Regions from separate parts of the Mus musculus genome. Here all the other regions are linked to region 7. The links are chromatin loops, found by intact Hi-C in ENCODE. Cell type or tissue: heart. All regions are shown on one strand.

What was found. Hi-C counts contacts between places; a loop is a spot of excess contacts. Peaks named below come from ENCODE experiments on the same cell type or tissue, not always from the same donor. Only the 100,000 strongest peaks of a DNase experiment are listed, where the experiment ranks them.
Region 1: it touches region 7 in a loop (11-fold over the local background); 36 of 42 quality-filtered maps call a loop at or near these places.
Region 2: it touches region 7 in a loop (2.7-fold over the local background); 5 of 42 quality-filtered maps call a loop at or near these places.
Region 3: a loop joins it to region 7, with 10 times the contacts of the local background. A loop is called at or near these places in 37 of 42 quality-filtered maps.
Region 4: a loop joins it to region 7, with 5 times the contacts of the local background. A loop is called at or near these places in 5 of 42 quality-filtered maps.
Region 5: a loop joins it to region 7, with 7 times the contacts of the local background. A loop is called at or near these places in 6 of 42 quality-filtered maps.
Region 6: it touches region 7 in a loop (4-fold over the local background); 5 of 42 quality-filtered maps call a loop at or near these places.

What each region holds. Positions count from the first base shown.
Region 1 is chr7:74,022,833-74,026,832 of GRCm38, reverse strand. No RefSeq gene overlaps it. Among named protein-coding and RNA genes, the nearest start is that of St8sia2, 11 kb to the right of the region's middle. In heart, a CTCF peak has its summit at 1,651 (motif pointing left); no DNase peak of the experiment used is centred here; H3K27me3 peaks cover 518 bases.
Region 2 is chr7:73,747,056-73,751,055 of GRCm38, reverse strand. All of the region lies in intron 1 of Fam174b (family with sequence similarity 174, member B), which reads right to left. Among named protein-coding and RNA genes, the nearest start is that of Fam174b, 8.7 kb to the right of the region's middle. In heart, a CTCF peak has its summit at 1,513 (motif pointing right); no DNase peak of the experiment used is centred here.
Region 3 is chr7:73,654,110-73,658,109 of GRCm38, reverse strand. No RefSeq gene overlaps it. Among named protein-coding and RNA genes, the nearest start is that of Gm26176, 10 kb to the right of the region's middle. In heart, a CTCF peak has its summit at 2,159 (motif pointing left); DNase peaks (open chromatin) are centred at 659 and 2,129; H3K27me3 peaks cover 793 bases.
Region 4 is chr7:74,110,626-74,114,625 of GRCm38, reverse strand. No RefSeq gene overlaps it. Among named protein-coding and RNA genes, the nearest start is that of St8sia2, 99 kb to the right of the region's middle. In heart, no CTCF peak of the experiment used is centred here; no DNase peak of the experiment used is centred here.
Region 5 is chr7:73,854,086-73,858,085 of GRCm38, reverse strand. No RefSeq gene overlaps it. Among named protein-coding and RNA genes, the nearest start is that of Gm21269, 30 kb to the right of the region's middle. In heart, a CTCF peak has its summit at 2,355 (motif pointing right); no DNase peak of the experiment used is centred here; H3K27me3 peaks cover 443 bases.
Region 6 is chr7:74,120,367-74,124,366 of GRCm38, reverse strand. No RefSeq gene overlaps it. Among named protein-coding and RNA genes, the nearest start is that of St8sia2, 110 kb to the right of the region's middle. In heart, no CTCF peak of the experiment used is centred here; no DNase peak of the experiment used is centred here.
Region 7 is chr7:74,353,120-74,357,119 of GRCm38, reverse strand. The region is part of intron 3 of Slco3a1 (solute carrier organic anion transporter family, member 3a1); the gene reads left to right. Among named protein-coding and RNA genes, the nearest start is that of Slco3a1, 200 kb to the left of the region's middle. In heart, a CTCF peak has its summit at 2,407 (motif pointing right); no DNase peak of the experiment used is centred here; H3K27ac peaks cover 224 bases.

The DNA.
Region 1 (4,000 bases), 330 kb after region 7:
CCCTGTCTCGAATATAGGGTGGACTAGAGAGTGTTCCTGAGAAATGACACCTGGAGTGATCTTCTGGCCTCTACATACACAGACACAGATGTTCATGAGCACACACATAAACGTGCACACACACACACAGTAAACAAATACACAGAGATAATATACAAACAAACAAATAAATAATAAATTAGTTTGAGCTATGTATTTGTAACTCATGATTATCCTTTTGAGAGACTATTTGATGAGATTTTAAGTTACTGGCTTTTTCTAATCTGATTTTTTTTTGAAACAGTCTTGAACTCATGGCTCCTGTGCCTCTGTCTCCCAAGAGCTAGGATTACAGTCATGTACTATGGAGCATGAGTTACTAATTTTGAGCACAGAAAAAAAAAAAAACCTTCTGTAAACCAGCTGCCTCTTAGGTGACTTGCAACAGTCTGCACTACGAGTCCGATCAAAGGGACAGCAGGAGTGCTGAGGTGGACAAAGAGCACATGGCTTAATCAGCTCTCACTTTGGGGGACTTGAAAGCATGCGCCATTAAAAGCGTGGCAGGGCAGATGAAGATGAAGATGGTACAATACTCACTCTCTCCTCTTGTGCTTCCAGGGCTGAGCCCTATGGCTTTCAGAACCAGCGAGTAACGGAGATGTGTTTATAAGTACAGCCACACTTACCACATAATGTGGAGGCTTCAACGCCACATCCCCAGAGGACTGACAATGAGAATCAGCTATGTCAATGAGGGATTGGACACAGCCATCTCTGTGCAACATGTGACAAGCATGCACCATAAATGAGTCAAGTGATTAAAGCCCGAGATGTGTATTCTACGTCTTAACTCCGTGATCTGGGCTTGGGCACATCAGGGAAGGTATTTCACTACTTCATAGTTATCTAGTACGTGGGCATGGTGTGTGGGCTTCAAGCATACAAGTGACATATTAATTCTGCCTTTTCTGTCATCCCTTGGAGAAAGGGGATTTGCTAATTTATATACTTTCCATCGGGCAGGAAGCATTAAGGACAAGACTCATGGTTTAACTACAAATACACACACAGACACACACACACACACACACACACAGAGAGACACACAGACACACACACACACAGACACACACACAGACACATACACAGACACACACACACACACACCTAAGTGGAGACAATTCTATTTTTTAACTTCTAAACTGAAACCGCCAGAATCACATATTTATTAACTTCGCGCCCACATCAGGGAAGTGCAAGGTGCCAATCTGTTATTGACTTTGATATTGATTAGTTAAAGAAGTGTTCACATTTAATTTCTTCACTAAGGCTTGGTGGGGTATAAATGAACGGACTTCTCTGCAAAGATTCCTGGGACTCTCCAGCCAATCTTTGGCAATCCTTGAGAACCTTGCCTTGTTTCCTTTGCCTTCTGCATGCCCGTTTTTCCATCTCAGTTCCAGGCACGTGGCTTCTGTCAGTTTCACACAAATCAGTTCACAACTAAGATGCAAGATTCTTGCCTTCCAGGCATGTGTATCCACTTCTTATGTATCTTCTCATGCTCTCCTCTCTCCTCTGACTCTTCCCTGCCCACGAATTTACCTGACCCCAGCTAAGCCCTTTCTGGTCTCCAAGATACTCATCTGGCACAGTGCCATCTGGTGGCGGCTCTCAGGCAGCACAGCAAGACAACAAAGGCAGAGAAAAGCTTATCAAGAGAAAGCGGAAAAGGCCAGGATTAAGCATTTCAAAGGAATCAAGTGACAGGAAAGGAACCCTTTTGTAGACCTTCCTTCCTGTAAGCGTACAAGTTATATGAAAACAGAGTTACAGAGTAAGAATTGATTCTTCATAGACTATTTACGAAAAACCAAATTGTATCGCTGCCCGCATTGTCTCTCAAAATACCTCTCTTATTGTACCTTGTCAGAGGACCCAGATGAATTTTGAGTTAACCAGTCCCGGTGGACACCTTCTCTTGACTGGCTTTCTGAAAGCAAAGCTGTAAAATGGCCTTCGATTAGCCACACATTAGGACGAATATCAATATTATTGATAGTTAAGAGTGTATCCTTTAGAATGGCCGCAGTAACTGTGGAAGAATAATTCCCGTTTCATTCAGAGCATCCATCTCACAGTGGCTAGCTGTGTGCTGCAATCCTGACTTGACTCGTATTTTGCCATGCAAAGAAAAACAAAACAAGACAGGGTGGCAGTTTTCTTTCCTTCGTGGGCTTTGGAAATACTTCCTTTTTTTTTTTTATTATTCTTATTTTATTTTTCTCTGCCTGGTGATTTCTGCCCTATTATTATTTGTGGTCAATCCCATTCCACAAACAGAGGGGGTGGGGGAAGCCCCTTTCCTGCCAGCCTCATTTTTCCCATTGATTTCCTCACCCAACACATGCCCCTAATGGAGCTTGAAATGACAGCCGCCCAGCTTTTGTTTGCTTCCTTTGTTGGTACACCTCTGCCAGAGGCCAGCTGTGGTGTGGGCTGCTGGGCTTTCCAGCTGCAGACAGGCTTTCCCCCACAGGCTGGCAAGCAGAAGGTAAAGGCGTGGAGGAGAGAACTCAACCCCTTAGATAGACCAGGGATCATTAGCAGATAGCAGCTTTGAAATGAGCCACAGTACAAGGAAATGAACGCTTTAGAAAAATACAAGAGAGCTAGAAAGTTACTAATCCAGCTGAAAAGGTAGAAACTGCTGGACACCCGGGCCATCCTCAGGAAATGACAGACGAAGTGCAGATACTTCCCTACCCCTACCCGCCCCCCAAAAAGCACCCACAAAACAATGTAGTTGCCCTTTAGTATCCATGAGAGATGGGTTCCAGGTCCTCCATAGTTACCATGATCTGTGGATGCTCCTGTCCCTTATAGGAAAGAAAACAGTATGCTACCTACACAACACACAAATCCCCTCCTATTCTCTCCACTGTCTCTTGATGACAAGTACCCAACACAATGTAATGTAATGTAAAATACTGTAAATAATTGTTACCTGGTATTTAGGGAAATGCAGGAAGGAAATAAAAGTCTTTGCATGTTTAGTACATGTAATTTTTTCAAGTCTTTTTGATATTCATTTCATTGAACCCACAAATAATCCACTTGTTCTAAAGGATCCAAATAGAAAGTATGAATGGGTAGAAGGAAGAACGCATACTATGCAAGCCCCTCGGATGTTCCAGCTGTCCTTGGCTCCCCGTTCCTTCTGATCCCCATGCCCACAGTCAAGAACTCCAATCTAAAATGATCAGTCAGCTTCAGCAAGTGGCTCTCTGTGATAACACTTAGAAAATCTGGCCAAAAATCATGTTTATCAAAATAAATATGATGGCCATCTCTAGTTTTCTTCTACCTCTAAATCTACACTTCCCCCTTAAACTTTTCCCTCCAGAAGAAAACAAATGGCTTGGGCGAGCTCTATCAATAAGCTTTGAGACAATGAACTTAAAAAGAGAAAACTGTTATTCTGTTGTTGATCCTGGAGGTTTCCCTCTAAGATACTGGCCTGCCTGTTTGCTTTGGGTTCTGGTGAAACTTCTAAATGTCAGGAATGGAGAGCAGGAGGAAACCTCAACACACATCACATGTCAGGATGATACAGAGCAGAAAGACCAGGTCCCACAACCCCTTTCATAGCAACCTTCAAATTAACCTAGGGACTTCAAAGTCTCATCTCTTAAAGTTCCACAGGAATTCCAATAACACCACCTTGAAGACCATGTCTCTAGAGCATGGACCTTTGGGGTCCTGGCAGTAAAATCCCCTATCCCCAAGGCTCATAATCTGCTGTACTGGAAAAACCAGGTGTCTTGATAACTCAGTGTTTAAGTAACTTAGATGCTGCAAGAGCTGCTGTGACGTGCCCAAGCTAACCCTGGGTATGTTAAATGGCTTGAGGCCACAGCTTCTCCCAGAGCCACTCAGGAAATTGTATTAAATTGCTTTCAGGAGAGAGGAGCAGCCCAGAGCTCTCTTGTCATCATGGTGAATTTCCAGAAACAGA
Region 2 (4,000 bases), 610 kb after region 7:
GAGGCTCAGGCTGGTCTCCAACTTGCTCTATAGCCAAGGATGACCCTGAATGTCTGCCTCCTGTTTCCATGTCCTGAGGGTTGAGATGACAGGCATGGGCAACCTTGCCCAATGTCATGAACCAATTGTCGAGAATGGTAAGCAAGCACTCTACCAACTGTGCTACATACATCCCCAGACCAAGGTCTGTGCTTTTAAAAGTTCAAAGCAGATCATTAAATTTGAAATGGAGCAGGCTGCCTCCCCTGGAGGCCACCCAGGGGCTGCCTCATCCAAGTGGCTGTGTTCCCCTGACCTGGTGACTTGAGGACTCACAATCAACAATTCAACATCTGTGCACCTCAGCAATCTCATCCATAAGCCCTCACAGCCCTGCTGCCGCTTGAGGCGAAGTATGGTGGCACCTCTGTCACCAGGAACACACAGCAAAGAAAATGAAAACAGAATGTGGGAACTGGAGCGACCAAGAAGGCAGCTGCTGAGCATCGATGGGTGTGCACCCTGAGGGTGAGTCTTGATGCCTGGAGGTTGTGTCCAGGATTCAGAGGACATATCTGATCTTTGACCTCTGAGCTCTGTTCTGCACCTTCTGCTCAACATGAGAGATAACTAAGTTCCCCAGAAAAGCAATTAAACGTAAAGAATGGTAGAACACAACCCAGAACCTTCTTTCCAGTTCTGGCCTCTGTCATATCCTGTGCAGAAGTGCCTGAGTCCAACCTTAGCTGGGATCTCGACAGAAAAGCCAGCGTCACCTGTTCCCAATGCCTCGTTCCCCAGCAACCTGCCATGAGCACGGCCCACTGAGCTCCATCCTGAAGCACCCTGTCAGGTGTCTCCATGAGTCAGTATGATTTGAATCTCACCTTCCTCCACTGCAGATGGGCAACGTCAACTAAATGCAGTCAGGTGGAACATGGGTGTGTCTCATTACCACGGCAATAGCTTTAGGACAACCTCTGGCAACTTGGGCTCTGCCTCAGACACTCTGACTGAGCCTCCCGAGTGCCATGTTGAGAGTCTTCCCTGACCCCACTCCTCACCCAGTCACTGTGCTATCTCTCTTCTTGTTGCTGCCTCAGTGCAGCCGCACTGACCCAGCCCAGTGACTCAAAGCAGCAGGTCAACAACCCAAACACTACAGTGCCCTGTACATACAGGGAAACCTTGAGGTGGAAATGGTGTGATGGAAATGTGGGACAAACATAATGACAAATGGTGAGCATGGGCTGCCTTCAAATCAGAGACAAGAAGAGCGGTGGCAACTGGAGGTGTTGTAAAGGTACTTGCTCAAGTGCCTGTTTATTTGAGTTTGATCTCTGGGACCCACATAATGTAAGGTGATTTACAACTCCCACAAGTTTCCAACACATAACACTTCGGCACATGCTCACATACATGTGCAAACAAACACAACAATAAATAAGTGTAAAAACAGTACACACATTTGTGCATCCACACAACAAACACATAAATGTATAAAATAATAAGAGCAGTGTTGTGCTCAGCCTAAAGGGGGCAGCAGCAGCCAGCTCCTGTCCCTTCCTAGGCTGAGGCCCATGGACACTGTACCACCAAGTATCCTCACCTGAGGGGCCCCCAAAGCTTTATATTAAGTGTCCTCAAATCCCCCAGTTTTCAAAATCAGTACCAGATCAAACTGTCTGTGGTCTAAATTTCCAATTCCCAGGCCTTCGGTTGGCATAGTTTGTCTCAGTTCCTTAGCTGTGGTTTATATGGCCAACAGTGATATTTAATCGTTCTACTAAAAGCCTATGAACCCTGACAGATGTAATGATATTTACTTCAACCAGGATCCCCTCCTTCTCCCAATTCCATGGCAATTCTGCCATGGTCAACAAACCAATCTGCCCTTTGTCTCCACTCCCTTGGGATAGGCAAAAATAATACCAACTATAGATAAACCCCAACACAGGCATCCAGGACAGAAGGCACAGGGAGAGACAACACAATCCAGACAACCCATTAAGAGCTGAACTACAGATCTAGGAGCTATCCGTCCAACTGCCCAATAACCTGTCACCCATAGTCTCAAGGATGTCTCTTGTTCTCCAAGACAAATAGAGCACACCCTGGGTCTGACATGTGGAACGCTGCCACAACCAAGGCTCCTGGTCCTGTTCTGCCAGCTACCAGGTGTGTTTGCAAAGGGCTGAGTCTGTTTTGTTTGTATAGGAGGCTGGGGGCTGGGGAGACAAGCAGAGAGAAAAAGAAAATAACCTATAGAGTTCACTGTGTTTGGAGAACACTGGCAAGTGACAGTTGGTGGCCCACAGGAGGCTGAGAGACTGGAGTCACCATGCTGTAGGATACACAGTGATTGACCCTGTCAGCATCCACACACCATTGCCATGGTCAGAGACGTGACAGTCCTAGCTCTCCAACACTTCAAGAACTCAAGTCCTCTCAGAGGGAGAAACGCCCTGAGTTCCAGGCCCAATGCCCAGCTGCTCACAGGATTCACAACATTCACTTCTATTTCATCCCAAGTCAGAGTTGGGAACCTCAATAAAGCGTCCCTCACTGGAACAGGTAACATAAACTGTTCAGCACAGAACTTTGTACAAAATGAGGTATTCAGAGAGCAAGGCTTATTTCAGTCCAGGTTACAGTCCAGGTTACAATCCATCACTGACTTGGGAAAGGCCAGGCAAGGACCTGAAGCATCTACTCACACCCATGTCAAGAGCAGAGACCGAAGGAATACACTTAAGTCTACAACCCAGCTCACCTTTTCAACCTTGAAATAGCCCAGGACCCACCACAGGCTAGGTTCCCACATCAGCTAATGTAGTCAAGACAACCCCTTACAGACCTGCCGTGAGGCCAATCTGACCTAGACAATGACTCGAGACTCTCTTCCCTGGTGATTCGAAAGTGTGCTGACAGTTAGAACTAACTATTATACTTGCTTTGCCTTTCCAACCCTGGACGAAGCCCTTTCCCTCCTCCACAGCTAAGCCACAATCACCCTCCTCTTCTACAATGCCTTCCCAGGCCACTCTATCTCCAGCCAAAGCCACTTGTGGTTTACGGCTCCCCTGTTGAAATGCGTGGCTTCCTTCCCACCAAATGATCAATGAAGGGGGTAATCCTCCCTTCTACACTGATGTTCCTGGGCCTCTGGGGTGCTCCCTGTTCAGCACAGCACCTGTGTTCACAGAGGCACCCCTGAAACACACTAGGAAGAATGTGCTATCTCTTCAGCCAGACTCTCTCCTAGCTACTGGGCTGAGTGCTTGGGAGACCCACTTGACAAGGCCAAAGTACAGCCTGCCACATTGCTGGAGGCCCAGAAAGGGCCCAGCTGAGCATACAAGCACCTGGGGTTACATCCCTCCCAGCTACGGGGCCTCGGTTTCATCTAGACAATGCAGAAAGGGGAGGAAGGCCAACAGAGCCCTGGATGTGAGAAAAGCTCACACCTGAGAGGTTACAGAGCCCAAGGCTTCCCAGATCTGGGAGAATCCTACCAGAGTTCTCTGTGTCAAGGCTCTCGTCTAAGCCTTGCCTACCCAGAATGGGCTTCCTTCTCCCTGCAGCCCCAGAAAATAAACATGAAGCCTGGATTCCCGGCAGATCGCTCTCAGATTAGGAGACATTATTGGAGCTTTTTATTAAGTGATACCTTAAGAACGCGATTTCAAATGCCTGCTCCTAGAATGTTCCCCTTGCAAATCTTTAGACCCAAGCATGCACCCGAAACTACACACACAACTCGGGAAGCTTCAGCTCAAATCCAGGAGGGTTTCCTTTCTGGTGGGACACACCCACCCCACCCTGCCTCATCCCCCTTAGCCTTATACAAGTCTGGTATCACGAGAACCTACACTGAGCAAGAATATGTGTGTCTGGGAGTCTAGGAACGCCATGTAAGCCAAGGGCTCAGGGTTAAATTAAAGAGGGATTTGTTCTTCCCTTTTCAACTTGCTAGAAAGAACCAGTAGCAGGTGCCCAGGCCTAAAAGGCCTATTCATAA
Region 3 (4,000 bases), 700 kb after region 7:
AGATATGTAGGACCAATGCAACCTCATTCATGCTTCACTTGAATTTCAACTAAATACTTCTAGGACTAACCTAGGAATTCTTATGCTAGGTTATATATAACATTGGGAGAGTCTCAGCATCGTCCACAGCATTGGCCCACCCCTGCCCCTTGTTTCCTAATTCATCTAGACAATTCTTACTCATCCCTCAGGACCTAACTCCTGTATCACCTCCTCCAGGCCAACCTTACCTAGGTCCTCCCTCTCCCAGCTTGAGCTGTTTCACGTCTGGGCTCAGATCAGCAAACAGCCAGCCTGGTCTGCCGGTCTCGGTCAGTGATTGAATTTGCTGCGTGCCTGTAGGCGCATGTGGCCCCTTCCCCTCAGTCTCCCTGCAATTGATCTGAAGCATAAGACTCAGAAGCAAAGTGGTCCTTCAGTCTCTCTGAACAAGTGAGTCACTCTTCCCCCAGGAAGAGCTTCCCAGCATTCCCTCCCCGGGCAGCTCAAGGTGCCACATGATCCCTGGCCTCTCTGCTCTCCTCCTTCCCAGCATTCCCTCCCTCCTTTCCACTCCCAGTGAGCTGAGCTTTCCCAGCCGGAGCCTCCAGCGAGCAGGGATGTTTTTGCTGCTCATTACTACCCAGTGGAGATACCATCTCTTCCTTTAGGAGCTGTTCCTGCTCGGTAAACGGAAACCTGGTCACGAGCCAAGCCCAATCATCCTGAAAGGTAGCAGGCCCTTTGGAAGGAAAAGGTCTGGGTTCCAGCCTTGGCCTCTCTCTCCTCCCAAGCTTCCTGGCTCCTCCGTGACCTTGTTTCAGTCTATTGATGATGATGATGATGATGACAATGATGACGATGATGATGATGACGATGACGATGATGACGATGATAAAGTTGAGTGAGGCGGTTCAAGGCGGTAATCACTCCACTTTAGAAGGAAAGATTGGAGGATCGGGAGTTTAAGGTCAGCCAGGATCACATGAGACTCTGTTTCTCCCACCCTAAAACAAAGCTGCTTTCTCCACTCAAACTGTAAAGGGCAAGACTCACAATGGAGGCTGGGATATCTCATTTCCTCCACAGATCCTCCAGTGTTGACAGGAGGGCCAGGGTTTCAAGATCAGCTTGACCTTTACAGTCAGTGTGAGGCCAGCCTGGGATACAGGAGACTATCTGCAAAAATAATAGCTCGATACTATATGATGGAATGGACGTGTAGTTCAGTGGTTGGACACTTTAACACCAGACACCATCCTTCACAATGGAAAATAAAACCAAAACAAAAAGCATCTTCAAGATGGTGGACTTCGTGCCACCAACTTTCTTTCTTATTCTTTGGTTGGTTGGTTGGTTGGTTTTGTTTTTTAAGATAGGCACGCATGGACCTAGTCTGGCCTCACACTTGAAATGTAGTCCATGATGACCTGTTGCGCCCACCTCGGCCATCAAGGAAGACACAACACGGCCGGATTCTTCTCAACAGCCCTTATTGCAGGAACATCTCGATGCTGCTACGGGGACCCCGGGCAAGCAGGGAGGTCTGCTTATATACACCCCAGCACAGGGAAAGGCTTCGTGTCCTCCTGGGATAGGTTGAACCGCTGTCACCTAATTAGCATGTACCCGCTCGGGAGGGGTTGGCAGGGCTTACACCTGCGCTGATGTTGTTTATGACAATGGCACACCGGAAACCGGCGCCATCTTAGAGTTGGCTTCCTACAATGACCTTCAACTCAGGATCTCCCTATCTCAACCAGCAAGTGCACACTGATGGGTGTGCAGCCCGTGCCCAGCATAGGTGCTATTCTGAGGATGGCAAAGTCTGTGGGAAGCTTATTCCAAGTCTTGTGATACAGTGAGCCTGGGAGAATGGGCAATGATGGCTTTTACACACACACACACACACACACACACACACACACATATACACACACACCAGGATGCTAAGATGGTCCTGGGCAATGATGGCTTTTATACACACACACACAGAGAGAGAGAGAGAGAGAGAGAGAGAGAGAGAGAGAGAGAGAGAGAGAGAGAGAGAGAGAGAGACATACCAGGATGCTAAGATGCTCCTGGGCCACTTGTTTTCAGGGACTTTCTCAGCTCAGGACCCCATCCATCTCCACATCGGCTCTCTGGCGCCATCTTCTGTCAGTTTCCGAAACCCCAAAGATAGGGCTGTTTCTGTCTAATCACATTGTTTTTAAATAACAACCAAAAAAAGTTACATTGTTGAACATATTTCACCCTCTAAACTGAGTGTGTAATCTGGGCACTTGGAAGACTAAGCCAGGATGCTGAGGAGGCTAAACACCTCCTAATCCGATCTCAAAAAAGAGTGTGAACCTAAACAGAAAGAGAACTCTTAAAAGGTGTGATAGGATGCTCAAGTGTAGCTCCCCACAAGCGACGTCTTCTGCGGAAACAGGAAGACTCGGTTCTATTTAAGTGGCAGGCCGTGGAGAGTTTGACCATGCTCCAGTGGTCAAATGACTCAAATTGGACATGGGTCCAATTTTTATCTTATTTTGGGGGTTGGGGGAGGCCACAATGGTGCAGGGAAGGACATGGAAATTCTGAGGAATGAATTTGATCAGGGTGCATAATGTAAAATTCCCAAAGAAGCCATAGAAATTGGAAAAAAAAATAAGGCTAGAGGCAGATGGATTTCTCCAGCCCCGATGTATCTGGATTTGAATAAAAACACCCAAAAGTTGAAACTTTTCTGATTCTTGTGGGATTGCAAACAAAATCTTCCTCTGCTCCACAAAGAAATAAAGAAATGGAAGGTGCTTCTGGAACACTCCACGGGAAAAAGGGAAAAGGCCACTTTCAGAGTTATAATCCCACCACAGTTTGTACTGTCTTTGAAATGGTAAGAGCTTTAAAGTGTCCCTGTGGCCTCAAGAGACCCAGTGCTGAGGGGAGCTGGGAAAGACTGGGACATGGGCTGGGTTCCCAAACCAATTTCCCTCTGCACAGCTTCACACAGAGCCCACAGGATTCAAACAAAACACACACATGGGACCCTGGAACAGAGAAAGAAGGAAGACCGTCCTTCCACATCTGGAGCCAAGCATAAGCCGAAAGATTAATTTATGCAGGCAGATCCTTCTGTCGTGGAGAGAAAGCTGAAGAGGAAAAGCAACGCTTCCCCAGAGAGAAAGAAAGTAGATGGACGTTGTAGAGAGACATAATTTTTTTCTCTGTCACTTTTTCCAAAAACTCATGGAGCTTGTCTTGAGGCTGAAGCACTGGGAGTCTATAGTCTGCCCTTTGCTGTGTCTGTAACTCGTCATGGCCTCAGCTGCTACGATCCTCACTGGGACTAACACTGCACTCATCACTGGTCTCAAGAGTGGTCTCATCACTGGTCTTGATACGCCACATCAAGTATCCTTAGGACAGAGGCTGGCCCAATCAGGTGGTCGGCACGCTGGCACCTTCTGGTGATGCTGTGAGAATGTGAGTCCTGACATTGCTGGCAAAAATCTGCATCCTCTCCGGAGCTCACAGACAGCAGCTGGCATCCCTGGACCGCACACCAGCACTATACACCAAGTTAATCCGTTTAACTGACCAAGCAGCCAAAAATAGCCACGATTCAGAGGGGTTGGATATCAAGTTTGTCAGAATAGAGAATTGCTACTAAAAGGAAAAAAAAAATCTCACAGTTTAACAAGTGACAACAGGGTTGCCTTTCCGCAGCCTTGTCCAGTAAGTGGGGAGGACTCCCTCTAGTGGTCAGTTATATAGAGAGCCAAGTTCTCTCCACACTGCAACTCTGTTACCTTCTCCAACTGTGTCAGCCCCATCACCCTCCCCTTCCAGGGACAGGTTTAGATAAAGTGAGAAAGCCCACAGCTCATTCTCGCCTCAGCCTTAAGGGACCAGTCGAATTTCTGCTCAGAGCCCAACAATTAACATCCACACGCAAGGAATTGGGACATAACCCCTTGGTGTTCCCAAGAAAAAGAGAGGAGCAGGAACAAATGGCAGTGAGAAACACCAG
Region 4 (4,000 bases), 240 kb after region 7:
AGGATGCCTGAGAGGGGCTGAGAAGAGGAACCAGGTCTGACCTAGAGGACAGAGGGAGGTTCAGGCTTTATCCTGCAGTCAAAGGGGACCTGTTTATTGTAAGGTCTGGACCCTAGGAAGGAAATATGTTAAGCAAAGAAGGTCAGATCCTAGTAAGCAGCTCAACACCTATGCAAGCGCTGTAGCAATGCTCTAGTACAGGGAGAGAACAATGCTTGCTCCGTGGCCCTTAACCTTCTGGGAGAAAACAGCGCAGCAAAAGCAAACACTTGGCATCCTAGGAGCTTACAGAAGGTGTGCTATGAGGACCAGAAGGACTTGGAATTGGAGGGGATGAGGGGAGGGGAGAAGGGTTATTGAAAAGTCAGCAGAGACCGGTAACAAAAATAGTTAGCTTCCCAGAGCATACCCAAGGACAGGAGGTGGCAAGAAAACTTCACTTCCTGACCAACAGGTCATCACTCACAAGACAGTGTGAAGCCCAGAAACAAAGTATGTCAGCCCCACAGAGGGACTTCTGCCAGTAAACTACTCTGTAGGTGGCTTCACACACTAGCTTTTAGGAAGTGGTGATGGTTTGCTGTGCCCAAGTGCCCTAAAAACCTTGGAGTAGTCCTGATGAACAGCAAGCATACAAACAGTGGGTACGCAGATTAGCAGATTTGACAGCCTAAAATTTTATAGTCTGTCACATTAGAAAACTATGATATAAAAGAAAAGGCAAATTCAGAGGAGAATTTGCTTTACAAAGCAATCTTTATTACCTTCACTTATTCTTATGAAACACTGGGGACAACCTAATAATATGACAATCATTATTTTATTTTTTTAATTAAAATATAATTGCATAATTTTTCCCATTTCTTATCCTCCTCCCAACCCAATCCTAGTTCCCATGTACCTCCTTTGCGCTCTCTCTCTCTCTCTCCCTCTCTCTCTCTTTCTCTCTCTCTCTCTAAATTTCATGGTCTCATTTTCTTAAATTATTGCTACATACATGTAAAATGTGTGTGTGTGTGTTTTCCTAAGTATCGCCTCCTCAGTCTGTATAATGTTACTCATGTGTTTATGATTTCAGGCTGATGACTTGGTATTGGATAACCAGCTTATGGTTCTTCTCTGAAGAAGACTACGTGTCCCACTCTCGGTTTTCCGTGGTTCTTTGTATAGGTTTGAGGCCTCATGGGATTTCCCTCTCCCAGGTTAGCATACTTCTTGGTGTTCAAACTTCCTGCTCCTCTGGCTCTTACAATCTTCCCACCTCCTCTTCCCTCACTAGATCCCTGAACCTTGGGTACAAGAGTTGAGTTGTAAATGTATCCTTTGGGCTAGTCACTACACGGCCACTTATGCTCTGTATTTTGATTGGTTGTGGACTTTTTTTTTTGTAATGATTTTTGCTGCAAAGAGAGTAAGTGCATAAGAACAATCAATTTTTGAAAGGTAGATATAAAGGAACTGGTAAATTTCCACAAATACATAAATAAGGGGAAAAAATCATACCATGACATTTTGAACACACGCTTTGATTTTGCCTGTGTAGCTTTAAAAATACCAAGCATTAAGGAGTTACAGAGACAAAGTTTGGAGCTGAGACAAAAGGATGGACCATCTAGAGACTGCCATACCTGGGGATCCATCCCATAATCAGCCTCCAAATGATGACACCTTTGCACACACTAGCAAGATTTTGCTGAAAGGACCCTGATATAGCTGTCTCTTGTGAGGCTATGCTGGGGCCTAGCAAACACCGAAGTGGGTTTTCACAGTCAGCTATTGGGTGGATCACAGGACCCCCAATGGAGGAGCTAGAGAAAATACCCAAGGAGCTAAAGGGATCTGCAACCCTATAGGTGGAACAACAATATGAACTAACCAGTACCCCGGAGCTCTTGACTCTAGCTGCATATGTATCAAAAGATGGCCTAATTGGCCATCATTGGAAAGAGAGGCCCATTGGACTTGCAAACTTTATATGCCTCAGTACAGAGGAACACCAGGGCCAAGAAGTGGGAGTGGCGGGGGGGGGGGAGGCGTAGGGGAGTGGGAGGGGAGGGTATGGGGGACTTTTGGGGTAGCATTGGAAATGTAAATGAAGAAAATACCTAATTAAAATAAAATAAAAATACCAAGCATTGAAACATCTAAGGAAAAGACTGTCATTCATTATTCCCTTCGGTAAATGTTATCACCCAGAAGCCAAGAGGAATACTTTTATACACCAGTGAGCAATTTTACTGATGAAACCCATCTGGACTTGCTTGGTCTTGCCTTCAGCCAGGGACAGGAATAAGTTTTTCCTTCCGGATAAGTTTGGGGCAGGGGGTGTTGTTTTTCTCTTTGAAGTCCAATAATAGATGGAGCTGCTATAGCTCTCAGCTAGAAATCCCTAAATGGCACAGGCTCTGTCCAGATGTTTTCTCTCTCTTCTAGAATCTACAATGGCCTTCAGTTCTGCTGTGTGGGGGATGTGAGTAACATATACACAGGGAGGTAACACTGTATTCATGCCAACAAGGTTCCCTGCACCCTGCTGGGTTTTGTTGTTGTTGTTGTTGTTGTTGTTTGCAGAGATTCAGATGAGTCTTGGGCATTCCCTGGCCTCATGAGGATATAACACAAAGCAGGCACTCCACAAATTTTAAAGTAAATCAAGAGCATAGTCAACTTGTATGCATCACCCGTCTCCTGTGTATCTCAAATCGATACCACATAGAAGCGAGAGTCTATTCCAAAGACCAAGAAAGAGACTGTTCAACTCTGCCTTTCTGGAAGGAAAAAGCTATCACTGATATAAAATAAAGGTGTGTCTACCTAACTCTTGCTGAATTTCTTCTGTCTAGCACAGGAGACCCACCCCCAAAAGAATATATTCTTTCTGGGTCAGTGGCAGCATCACATGGTGGAAGGTGGATGGTGAGAAATGAGCGTATGTTGCACCAGCCCACGAGGACAGCCAAAACAGGAGGTAGTCACATCCTAACAGCCTAGGAGTGCAGGATAAGCAGGGTGCTGGGGACAAACTGCTTATACCAAAGGGGACAGACGGAAGAACCACAGAAGCAAAGCTCCCAGTGGAGCTGGCTAGAAATGGGAATAGACACACTTCCCTTGCTGAAGACATCATATGCTGTACAGAAAGAGCCCTTGGGTGCATCAGGTGCCATTTACAAAGAACTCCTCCACTGATGCTGGTCCTGACTCGAGCAGGGCAGTCATGAGAGCTGATAAATGAGACATGCAAAACAGTTTTTGGTTAGGCAGACACACCTCTAATTTATACCAGTGATAACGTTTCCCTTCCAGAAAGGCCTTGCATCTTGATAGGTCTCATGAACTTAATAGAATCCATTGGGTCTTTTGTGCACCTCAACTCCCACCTTGATTTATCAAAAGGGGGTGATGTATTTGAGACTTGTACTATTCTGGGATGCTTATTGACATCAATTACCATGTTGCTTTGAGGACCCAGATCTACCCTCTCTTCTTACTAAGAACCAAGAGAGCCATTTTACTGTCTACCAGGCAAGGGGAATATGCACCGTGGATTCCATGAAAGGAAGTTCTAGACACAGAGGGCCCCAGGGACTGCACAATGATTGGAGTACCATTGCCAGCAAATATATCACCAAGAGCTCAGATGAACCAAACCTGGCAGGTCGTGGCCTGTGATGTACTAGCTTCCCAATATCCCCCACTGTAGCTATTTGCAAACACTACAGTAAGTATCAATTTAGTTCATAAAACTCAGGTTTGCAAGAAATGTAGTTTTATTTTCACTACAACTCAGCACATATTCTGTTTAAACTCTTATTCTGCTTGAAGGCAGAAAATATCATTTTAGTCAATTTGGGGTAAACTTACCATGTCAGGTTTCAGTGCCGACATTTTCAGTTTCTCCCAACGTGGGCTTTTCCTAGGAGTTCATCATAGTCCAGGGAGCCTTGTCTGACACCCCAGCAGCCATAGTCCTGGAGGAAAGGCAGGAACTCATTCCCCC
Region 5 (4,000 bases), 500 kb after region 7:
AGGGTGTGGGGATCAGCTGTAGAGAAAGCCTGGGGGTGGTAAGAGGGCTGAGAGAGAGGAGGGGAATGGGCAGAGGGAGAGTATCTCTGGGACCTGGGCTGGGGGATGCTTTTGGGAGAGAATATGGGGGTGATGACAATAGCTGAGATTCCTAGCAACAGGGGATATGGAGCCTAAAGGAGGGGCCAAACAGGGCTGAGCACAGAACCTGAGGGGTAGATTGAGACGGCATCCTTTCATCACTCTAAGGAGGAGAGGAAGTGTATTGTGGGAACGTAACTTGCAGTCTGGACTTGCTGATCCCAACCCAGGTGGGTATTTCTGGATTAGTGTCCTCATTTGCCTCAGCTGCATGAGAACAGAGGCTGGTTCTCCGGTCCATGTCACCAGCCTGCCGTCAGCATCAAGACCTCCCTTCCTTGAACAACCACAGCCCCAGGCTCTTCACTGCCGCAACTTCCCATGTCTGTGCAGCTTCTGGATACTGGAGTGAGAAAGGGCTATCCTAAGATGCTGACGCAGCTGCCACCTCAAACACAGCATAACTCCTCTAACTCCTAAGTGCCTCCACCCAAAATTAAATAACAGGCATAACAGGGCAAGACTGGAAGGTAAGGCTTCCATCTGCTTGTTGTTCTTGCGTTCTGAACCTCTAGGCTTCTCCCTTGGGTGCCAGCTTCTCTCTGTTCTGAAAAACAGGCTCCTCCTGGCTCACATTGTAAGGATTTTGTACCTTCCTTCATACCTCAAGTCACAACACGCTGGCTGCTCCAGGCAACAAAAATCACACACACACACACACACACACACACACACACACACACACACACACACACACACACACCTCAATAAAGGATGTGATTTCCTCTCTCTTATGGAAGTCCGATAACAGAATTCTAGGCCCGCTTCTCTGCTCATTAGTTAACAAGTTGCTTCCTGCTCTGTGACTCTTCTTTTCCAATTAAAACCCAAGATAAAGGAAGGAGCCCGCAGATCCCCCTCCTTCCTCATGGTGCTCTTGCATGGATTAAATATGATAATGAACGTCAGAGTGCTTCACGGGCCGCAAATCTAAGGTGTTATTTTTCCCTGGGTGAATGTAAATACAAGCTGTACATCTTCTCTGCAGGGGGATAAAAGTTTGGAGTTTTCATTAAATGCAAAATTGCCAATATTTATTGGACCTCTTTCGTTTGCATGCATTTGCTAAACACTTGTACATATATTATCTCACTTTATCTTCATAGCAAGTCTATGCAGGAGCGGATATTAAGACCTACTCCACAGATAAGGAAATTAAAATCCAACAAGGCAAGATTAAGTAACTCACTGACTATCACATACAGCCCTTTCTCCACAAAACCCTCCAAGAAAATTGGCTCCTGCCCGCTCGTGGCACACAACGAGGAGAGGGACCTCAACATGGGCGCCATACTGCAAGCGCGGAGAAGGACGGGAAAGCAAAGGAGAGAGAGATGCTGAAGGACCGTTTGTGGGAGACTGTGGCAGTGTGCTGGTCAGTTTTAACTGTCAACTTGACAGAACCCAAACCCACCTGAGAAGAGTCTCAATTGAAGAAGTATCTAGACCATGTAGTGTTGTGAGCATGTCTGCAGAGAAATCTGATGACTATCCATCAATATTAATTGAATGTGGATGGTGGAGCCAGATTATGGGCTCAGCCCTGGACTATATAAAAGGGAAGAAAGATGGCCAAGCATTGGCAGCAAGTCTGTCAAGTAAACATGTGTATTCTGTCTCTGCTCTTGACTGTGGACACGATTCAATTAGTTTCTGCCTTAACTTGCCTAGAACGACAGCCTAGAACTTGGAAATGTAAGGAAGAAAAGCTCCTTTGTCCCTGACATTGCTTTTGGTCAGAATATTTTCTCAGAGGAACGGAAATGAGACTGAAACAAGAGTTCACTGAAACAAGTTCACAGTGAGCAAGCATTGCAGCAGGAGCAAGGGACACCCAAGAGAGTGTGGTGGAGGGGCCATTCTCAGAGGATCGGTTCCATTCAGGGAGATGAAAATTCTGGTGACACACAGCAGAGTTCATGAAAGTGAGGAATTGTTACAGCCACAGATGTGACAGGGTGAGATGATTATCATGACCTAGAAAGAACTATTGCTTGGGCTGAAGGAGAAGGCTGCCTCAGCTGAGTAGCGGCACTTGGCAGATGAAAGCCATGCTAAAGTTCATTGTCTCCTGCCTCTGATATACATAAGGAGAGCTCATAGCTCTCTAAAACAAACCAGTAAAAGGAAAGCAAGATGGAAAACATTGCATGGGAACTCATCTACTCCAGCCAAATACTGTAGGAAAAAAAGTGTGGTCCTTCCCACTGGTGCCAGCAGAGGGCACCTGAGAGGCAGTGGCGCCCACCTTTGGAAGCCTGTGCTGAATGAGCCATGGCAACCATCATCTCAAACCAGGGAGATGTTAGAGAAGGCAGGCCAGGAGCCAAACGTGTTGCACAGTCCTTGACCTCCCTGCAGTGATGAGGAAGGACATGGGGACCTGGGTGTCCTCCACCCCGACTGGAGTGGTCATTATAAAATACCTTGTGTTACCAAAGCGTTCATATGCCAAAGTCCCGATACCTTGTACCTCAGAATGCAATTGTGTTTGAACAGAAATCCTCCAGTGAGGAAGTTAAGGTGAGTGAAGGGAAGGTGTGCCAGAGGTCAGGTCCTAATCTGTATGACTGATGCTCTTGTGAGAAAAGGAGATGAAAGAGCAAACAAGAAGAATACATACAAACAAAATCGTACTTACAAACATAATGTAGAGGAATCACTCAACAAACAGTTATATCCCTCAATAATTAACAACCACAAATCCTAGAGATGTTAATGAAGCTTATTTCCATATTTACCACATTAAAATATTTATAACACATAGTTTGTTTCTGTTGTGTAGGTATGTTTTTTTTTTAGCAACCAAACAAAAAGAAGTGTGCAAACAGATAAAAGTGAATTATGACTATACAAACACAAAAGAAAAATCAGGGAAACTATCCCCAAGAAATGCCAAATATCAGATTTGCTCGACAAAGACATTAATCTCTAAAATGATGGAAACAGCTTGAGGAAACTGTGTACCAAAAACATTTAAAAGACTTGGCAGGGCAGCACATGCCCGTGACCATCACTTGAAGAGCTGAGGTGGGAGATTTGAGGCCAGCCTGGGCTACACAGTGAGGCTATCTCAAGTCAGGGAAGAATGTTGGCAAGAAAATGAAGAGGGACTCTAACACATTGTGAGTAAAAATGTAAATTCGATCAGCCTGTTTATCCTGTTTGGAATATGGAGATTGTTTGAAAGGAACTAGAAATAGACTTAGCAGATGATCTGACAATCCCTTGTATATAGCCAAAGAAAGGAGGACTACAGCCCTGTTCACAGCAGCCAAGATGCGGAGCCAACCAAAGCCTGCAGCAAGATGTGTTAGCATCCACCACTGTGGACACCTGAAATGAACAACTTAGAAAGAAGAAAAATTGACTCTGGCTCAGATTTCAGAAATGTCAACCTACGGTGCCTTTGGTTCTGTGTTGGGGTCTGACGCGAAGCCAGATGTGACAACAGAAAGGAACCAATGTAGCACAGGACAGTGTCGGGGAAGCAGAGGAAGAGAGGAGAGCAGGAGTAAAGTATAGTCCCCAAAGTCATATCCCCAAAGACGCATTGCCTCCAGGTAAGCCTCGCCTCTTAAATACCTGTCAACTCCCAATAGCCTGTTGAATCGTTTATCCTTCAGTGAATTATTCCAGTGACAAATCAAAAGTCTCATGACAGAATTACTTCTCCAGAGCCCTGCCTCAGAACGTTAGTGCATTGAAGACCACTGTGTTCAATTAATGAAGCTTTAGGAAATATTCGATATCCAAGCCAGAAAATGGACATGCAGATAAAGAAAGTGTGGTACATACAGTGAAATACTACTCAACCATGACAAAGTAATGGTCTTGTCATTAGTGCCAACATGAGTAG
Region 6 (4,000 bases), 230 kb after region 7:
GTCTTAGTCAGGGTTTCTATGGTTATGATGACTTACCACAACTAAAAGCAAGTTGGAGAGGAAAGGGTTTATTAAGCTTACATTTCTATATCGTGCGTGGTACATCACTGGAGGAAGTCAGGACAGGAACTCAAACAGTGCAGAAACCTTTAGAAGGGGCTAATGCAGAGCACTGGCTTGCTTCCTGTGGCTTGCTCAGTCTGCTTTCTTATAGAACACAAAAACACAGGCCCAGGAGTGGCACTGTCCACAGTGGGCTGGCCCATCCATCACTAGTAAAGAAGATGCCTTACAGATGGACCTTATGGAGACCTGTTCTCAACTGGGGTTACTTTTCTTTTTTCTTTTTCCTCAGATAACTGTAGCTTGTGTGAAGTTTACATAAAACTAACAAGCACATTTGGTCAATGAAACACTGACAAACATGTGACTAGAGACTTGCAAAGTGCTTAAGCTCATTTTCTTGAGTGTTTATCACAATCAGGAAAAGAGCCCATAAGCAGGAAGAGAAGAAGGACAAACAGTACCATAACATCCCTCCTGACACATAGATTTTGATGAGAAGTGTTACAAGCTGAGCTCTCTCCAGACCTGCTGAGCCCCACACAATCCATACATAATCCCACACAGTAGCCTTCAACTTAACAGGGTTTTTTTCCCCCACATTACAATGATATAAAAAGCAATGCACATTCAATGGAAATTATGTTTCAGATTTTGAATCATGACCTTTCTTGGACTAGTGATAATCAGTGCAGATCCTGGGCAAGGGTAGTGTACGGTATTGCTAAGCTAATATATTTATCAGTTTAGACGTATTTAATGCATCTTTTTAAAAGACTATTTAATGTGCGCGCACGTGTGTGTGTGTGTGTGTGTGTGTGTGTGTGTGTGTGTTAAGAGAGAGAGATAATGTATATGTGTCACATGCATACAGTTGCTCATGGAGGCCAGGAAAGGGCATCAGATCCCCTAGAACCAGAGTTACAGATATTTGTGAACTTTCTGGTGTGGATACTGGGAACTGAACCCATGTCCTTTAGAAGAGCAGCAAGGGTTACCACCACTGAGCCATCCCTCCCATTTAACCTGAGGAGCACATGTTAATGTTTATATTGCATGCTACTTATATTTTCAGCTTGTTTGGCAAAAATGCCTCACTCAACCTATCATAAGATAATGAAATGAAGACACAAAACACAGCTAGCTGGAGTAACAGAACAAGGACCTGGATTTATATACGCTGGGGATCAAGAGCCCTGAGTATATACATTACTGCTTCCCCAAAGTCCCATTCCAACACGAAGTTTGGCCTGCTGGCACACACCTGTATTTCTAGCTTCTTTGGAAGATGGATCAGGAGGATCTCTTGAGCCCATGACTCCCAGAACAGCCTGGGTTTCCCCTAAGTGTGTGTGTGTGTGTATATATATATATATATGGTAGAATCTTACTAATAATAGAAAGTAAAAATGTCCTTTAGTTCTTAAAAGAAATAAAGCAGTATTTAAACTGGAAAGAATAACTTATGCATATTGAAGCAATAATTATGAAAACTAAGGCATAGAGGTCAGTATTAGAATGTTAACCTTGAAGCACATTTTGTAAGCCAACCCAAAGTAAATTTATATGCAAATATATGTATGTGATGTGTTTGCCCAAATACGGGCATACAAACAGACAAAGGAAAACAGTTTATAAAATGAAATCGATTTCATACAGTTGCAAGACTGGGAACGTGTCTTAGTCTTTAAAATTGCCATCAGTTATAACACCAACAGTAGCTAAGCTGACACACAGGCAACTCTGGTGTCACACTTAATCCACTCAAGGGACTTACACAGACACCCACCACCTTATTCGAATCAGGCTCCAGGCCACCGGGGCATCATAGACATCCACTTCCCCAATCCGGTTAGCAATGGACGTCAGAGAGTGTCATGACCATTACAAGCTCCAACAAAGGGCTGCCAAGGCTTACACTTGGCCTTAGGGATGAAGTTGTAAAGAGAAGGCCCCCATTACCCCAGCGACATTTGGCAGCTAGGACTGGGTTTTCCATTAATACATTCTCAAACCAAAGCTGCAGCCAATTCTAGTCTCTAATTGTAAGCCTGATTAGAGAGAAGGGAGAGAGAAGACCTGAGTGTGAGACTCTGATCTCTCTTCTCCTACCGTTTCCGGAGTCAGAGATACCTGTGTCCATGCATGCCATACACATCAGCTTATTTAATCTCAAGAAATGTCTCTGCCCCATTATCGATGTTACAGAGCCAAGCTTTAAGGGAGTTTAATTGCACTGATAGGTGACCTTAGTGGCAATATTGGAACTAATCAAGAAAGCAAGCAGATACTGTTGTCCCACCCCATCACCAGGCAGTTACATAAATTCCCCATTGCTCCTGAAGGTATTCTGGAAAAACAAAACACTAATTAGAGGGTATACAGGAGTAACATTAGTCTTAGGTTTTTTGTTGCTGTATCAGAATGTCTGAAACTTTGACATTTTATAACAGAGAGGGGTTGTTTGGGGTTCTAGTTCTGAAGGCTGGGGTGTTCAGAGATGTGACTCTTCATCTGCTTGGCTTCTAGTGAAACTTCCTGAAAGAAAGCAGAAGGCAATTAAGTTCCCACAGAAGAGAGGGAACAGGAAGAGTGTTAAACTTGCCTTTAAAATGACAATCTACTGGTCTCACGACAGCAAGGATTTACCTGTGAGAATGACATTAGTCTGCCCATGAAAAGCTCTATCCCATGACCTACATTCTCTCCTTCTAACACTACCACAATGGCAATCCAATCCCAACATGGCGCTCGCCCACTGATGTGTTCCTGTAGTCCTTACTTAGGAAGATAAAGTGGGAGGGCTACTTGAACTCAGGAATCGCAGGTAAGCACGGGCAGCATCTCAAAAACAAACAAACCAAGTCAACATAAAGAAGCAATGCCTACTCCATCCATGACAGCCTCGTGCCACAGACAGAACATAGCCAGCTCTTCCTTAAGCCCTGGTCACAGAAGCTTTGCCACCTCCCCATTTTACCTCTAGCCCTGGCTCCTCTCAGCAGCAAGAGTAGATTCCTTACAGGCGTATCTGATCCTGGAGGTCTTGCCAAGGCTTCATGAAAGCATTGGCACAAGGCATGGGTCTTACATACAAGCTGCCTTTGCTATCTCAGTACCATCAGTATTATTCTCAACTGCTACAAAAGCTTAAAGTTTACCCTGTAAACTACCCAGAACTACTTCCAGATGTCCTGTTGCTAAAATTCCTTCCCTAGGAGAGACAAACATTTGCTCTTCCTCTTAAGATCCCAGCCACAAACCTAGGCACTATTCCACCAAAGTTCAACAAGGGGGAACCAATGGATTTAGTAGGCTTTATTTATTAGAATGAAGGTGTTTGGAGCAGGAGTATAGGTCAACTTAAAGCAGCCAGTGTAGATGGTCTACTCCTTTGGGCAGAGACGGAATCCCCTTCCCTCATTCTTCCCCATTTACATCCTCTAGCCCTTCCCCCAACACCATCTGCAATTAGGGCAGAATTGTATACAACTGGTTGAAAGGGATGAGTGAATTCTCAGGTGTGGACCCTGTGACTATCCTTCCCCCTTCTCTGAGGGAAGACAGACAGCTGATAGGATGAGCTGTGATGATCTTTTGTGACCAGGCCCAGTGCTTCTAGGATAGTCCTGTACAACATCCACATGCACCTCAGGGTTCAAGACTGTCCAAGATGTGAATGTTTTTACTCTTGGTCCCTTGGGAGAACTCCTTTCCACTTCTCCAATGACACATATTGTTCAGTCACTGGGAAAAGTGGGGTAAAACTCTCTCTTTGTGTACTGTAAACTTCCACAGTACGTGCTGCCTCCCTTTGGCCACTATAATTACATTTACTTGTCAGTCTCCTCTACTCCATTGGAGTTTCTTTGGAGGGCAAGGAGATTTTTCCTTGGAATTATATTTAAACTCCTAGCAACTACACTTGCATAATACA
Region 7 (4,000 bases):
TGGCAAAAGGGCTTGACCATCATGGCTGCTCTGTGGTAACAAATAGTCCTCACATTTTACTGATTTGGATATGCTGAAAATTAATTTGGTAGATAACTTGTTCAACACAGATTGGTGTTGGAAAGACGTGGGACTTAGCTCTCTATGGCTGTTTTGGGGCCCAGACCCACAGATGTTTATCCTGATCCCAGTGTTTATAATTTCCAGGCAGGACATTATACACTGGTCCTTAAAGTCTGTGATCAGAAGTAATGCATCCTGCTCATTACCAGCGCAAGTCTATAACATATGTAGAGTCGTATGTAAAGTTACCCATGAAGGAAACACCTCGTCTCATAGCTAACTTTTTTTTTTCTTTTTTTCTTTTGGTTTTTGGCTGTCCCGGAACTCTGTGGACCAGGCTGGCTTCGAACTCACTGAGATATGCCTCTGTCTCCCACGTGCTGGAATTAAAGGTGTGTGCCACCACACCTGGCTGTTGTCTCACGGTTCTGAAGTGGGTCTAGGACTCAGGAGCAGCTTTAGTGGGGTGTAACCAAGTCTGCAGACCGAAAAGGAAAGGATCCACCTCAGAGTCCATGCAGTGGTGGCCAGGCTGACCCTCCTGGTCCTCTCTACAAGAGTCTGTCACCAATCCTCCTGACAGCATGTAATGTCTGTGTCATTCTTTCCTGGAAAAGAGCCAGTTACACAGAGCCATGGTTAAGCTAGATATAAGAATATGAATTCCAGGTGGAGGCAAGGATTTGGGGGTGTCTTAGTTAGGGTTTCTGTTCCTGTAAAGAGTTAACATGACCATGGCAACTCTTATAAAGGAAAATATTTCATTAGGGCTGGCTTACAGTTCAGAGATTTAGTCCATCATTGTCATGGCAGGAAGCATGGCAGTATGCAGGCAGACATGGTGCTGGAGAGGTAGCTGAGAGCTCTCCTCTGGATCCACAGACAGAAGGAAGTCACTGAGCCACTCGGCCTGGCTTAATTTTCTCAGACCTCAAAGCCCAGTGACAGACCTCCTACAAAAATGCCACACCCACTCCAGAAAGGCCTCTTTGGGTCTATGGAACATCATAAGGGCATCAGCTGAGATCTGTTAACAGCCTTATGCTTACAACTATTGTGGCCACTGTCTGAAAGAGAACACGGGATTTCTACATAGTTTCATCAGTAACAAAGCCCCATTCCCTTCCTCTCCTCTCCCTGCAGGCAGATGGGGGAGGGGAGAGCTGATGCTGCTTCTTGGGCTGATCTGTTCTCCGGATCAATAAGAACTCTCAGTCCCTGGGTTCCCAATCCATCATCTCTTGACAGTGCTAAATTTACTAATTCACCCCAAAGAAATAATGTGGTCTTAAATCCAATCAAGTTGCTCTCTGATTCAGTCCATTAATCCCACTGATATATTTACTTGTCTCTAATGATGTTACAAATTTCCAAGTAGAAAATAAAATCAGACGCAGCCTTATTTGTTCCTGCCAAGTGCTAGGCCTGGACAGGAAGGGATGAAATGCCCCTGTCTTCCAGCTGCCTGGCCCTTTGAAGTCCACTCTAGCAAGCAAGGATGGGCTGCTAAGGGACGCTCAATAAAAAGTCAGCTGCCATCTCCTGCAGACAGAAAAGCTAGCTCCAACTGGTGTGCCAAAGGCAGCACTCTCCAGGGGCAGCCAGGGGCTGGAGGAGACTGGAAGCTCCTTGGGAAAGCTGCCTTGGAAAGCGATGTGTGATATGTTTTGTATTGGCCATTTGTGTTATCAGGAGTGACCCATCAAAGTGAGGCCTAGGGGGTGGCCAGAATGTCTGAGCCAGAAAGAACCTTGGGCAGCACGCACTTTCAGATCTTTCATCAAATTAGTGAGGATCCTGAATCTCAGGTACGGAAGGGGAGGAGACTCAGGTACGGAAGGGGAGGGATCTGGATCTCAGATCCGGAAGGGGAGGGGTCTGACCCGACCAGTGGAGGCGCATTTGTATACAAACCAAGTCTCCTGTGCCATGTGGCAGATTTTTCCCACTCATGATCCCCTCTCCCAGACTTCATGAAAGAGCCTCCTCTCTCAGTGCCTGCAGAAGCCATGGATAGAATGGCAGCTGGGAGCACTTAACCTATCACCTACAGGCCCTCAGCTTGCCAAGAGGATGACAGCACTAAGGACCCCTTCGAGTTGTCATCATCTCTTCTTGTCCCCTAAGCCCTGTGAGAAGTTAAGCGACCTCCTCCACCCTTGATTGGCATTAATGCCTCTGTGTACACCTCAGATGGACACTTTTCCTTACTGTCTCCATGTCTTACTGATGGCAGCCTTCCTGAGCACAAGGTGACCAGAGAACCTTTGCTAAGAGAGGATGTCTGTGAGTCCCACAGCTTCTTGAAGGTACATGAAAGTCAGTGCTGATTATCATCACTAGAGGGCAGAAGAGCACCACTAGTTAGGGACTCAACCAGGAAAATCTCCTTTCCAAGCAATTTTCATTGTTTCTGCCCTTGTGGCAGAACCTTGTCGTGTCTGGTGCATTTGGCTGTATTTTGAGGCAGGATTTCTATGTCCTTTAAGGGTCCTAAGGATAGCTCTTCTTTAGGGCTGCCCACCATATACAAATGTTATACTCTACATGAATGCCTGTATGCCTAGAGCCACATGCATCTCTGGAATCTGGGGTTGGGGAGCATGCAGGGAAAGCAATCCCTGCCTTCCCTGGAATTTATGTGGAGGTGGCAAAGGTGTCTATGGAAGGCCCGTACTGTGGGACAAATGGAAGGAAAGTGTACTTTCCCCTGACACGGAGGTTGCTAAGGAAGCAACAGCGCCAAGAGAAAGGAGGCTTGCCTGGGGCCTGGGAGTCAGTGCAGCTGTGGGAGCAGGAGAGCAGGTTACTTGCAGGAATGAGCCAGCAGAGTGGCAGAAGAGCCCCAAGAGGGGGTGGAGGTGGGCAGCAGAGGCTCATCTGGTCAGGCTTAGGCATGGGACTCGGTGGCTGGCCTTTCATCTGGGTTTGATTCTGTGTGGCTCCACTGCTCCATCCTGTGAGGGCTGGGGAAGAAGGGATGAGACTTGCAGAGATCTCTCTTCAGAATGTCTTGTTGAAACTAAAGTTTGACCGTGAACACAGAACCTTGACGACGGGGCTCGGTTTCAGGGTGTGCCCCCAAGCACTGAATCGACCAGCATTAGCCGTGTGGGTTTATTGCAGGGAGATTTAGGAACAGCAGCTGCCACGGTTAAACAGTTATTAAAGGTGTGCCTGTGCTGTCTTGTTGGGAACTTGGGACCTTGTCGGGAAGTGTAGCTTCTATTTGATAAGGCATTGTGTGCCCTGAGAGTCTAGAATCCTGTGAATCCAGATCATACTCCCGTGAGCTCTGTGATCCTGGGGCAGCCATTCCTCCTTGAGACTGTGTGTGGCTAATGCAAGAAAACCACACATTCAACCCAGACAATGTCTTGAATATAGGAAGCGTGCTATAAAGGTTAGATACTATGGCGCATCTGTGAAGTCTACTAGCGTCTGCAGTTACCAAGGGATCCAGCATGCTTTCAGCCCTGATTCTCAACTCTTTCTCTCAGCCTAGCAACTTGCCTCACTGAAACCTGTACTTAATCAAGTTTACTCCCTCCCATGGATCTTTTCCTAGTTGTTTGAACGTCACCAGCACACATGTGGACACCATTCCAGAGTCACGCGCACACCAGCTGGCCCTGCAGACAGCTGCATGGCATTGGTAGCTGCAACAAGATGCTATAGCCCATGTGCTTATGGGAAAAGGTCACCAGCTAGGCTTCCTCCTCTGCTTTTTGAGAGGACTAGCGCCGCAGCCAGCTTCCTTCAGTTTGGTGGACTCATTAGCTGGATGGCTGGGATATGGAATGCCCCACACCCTCACCACCTCCACTTTCTAATTAGGTTTGTCACTTAATGATACTCTTGAAATTCCCGAGTCCCATAGCAAAAGTCTGATATACTTTAAGCAAATAGGTACATGAACTTAAAAATACCCGGAGAG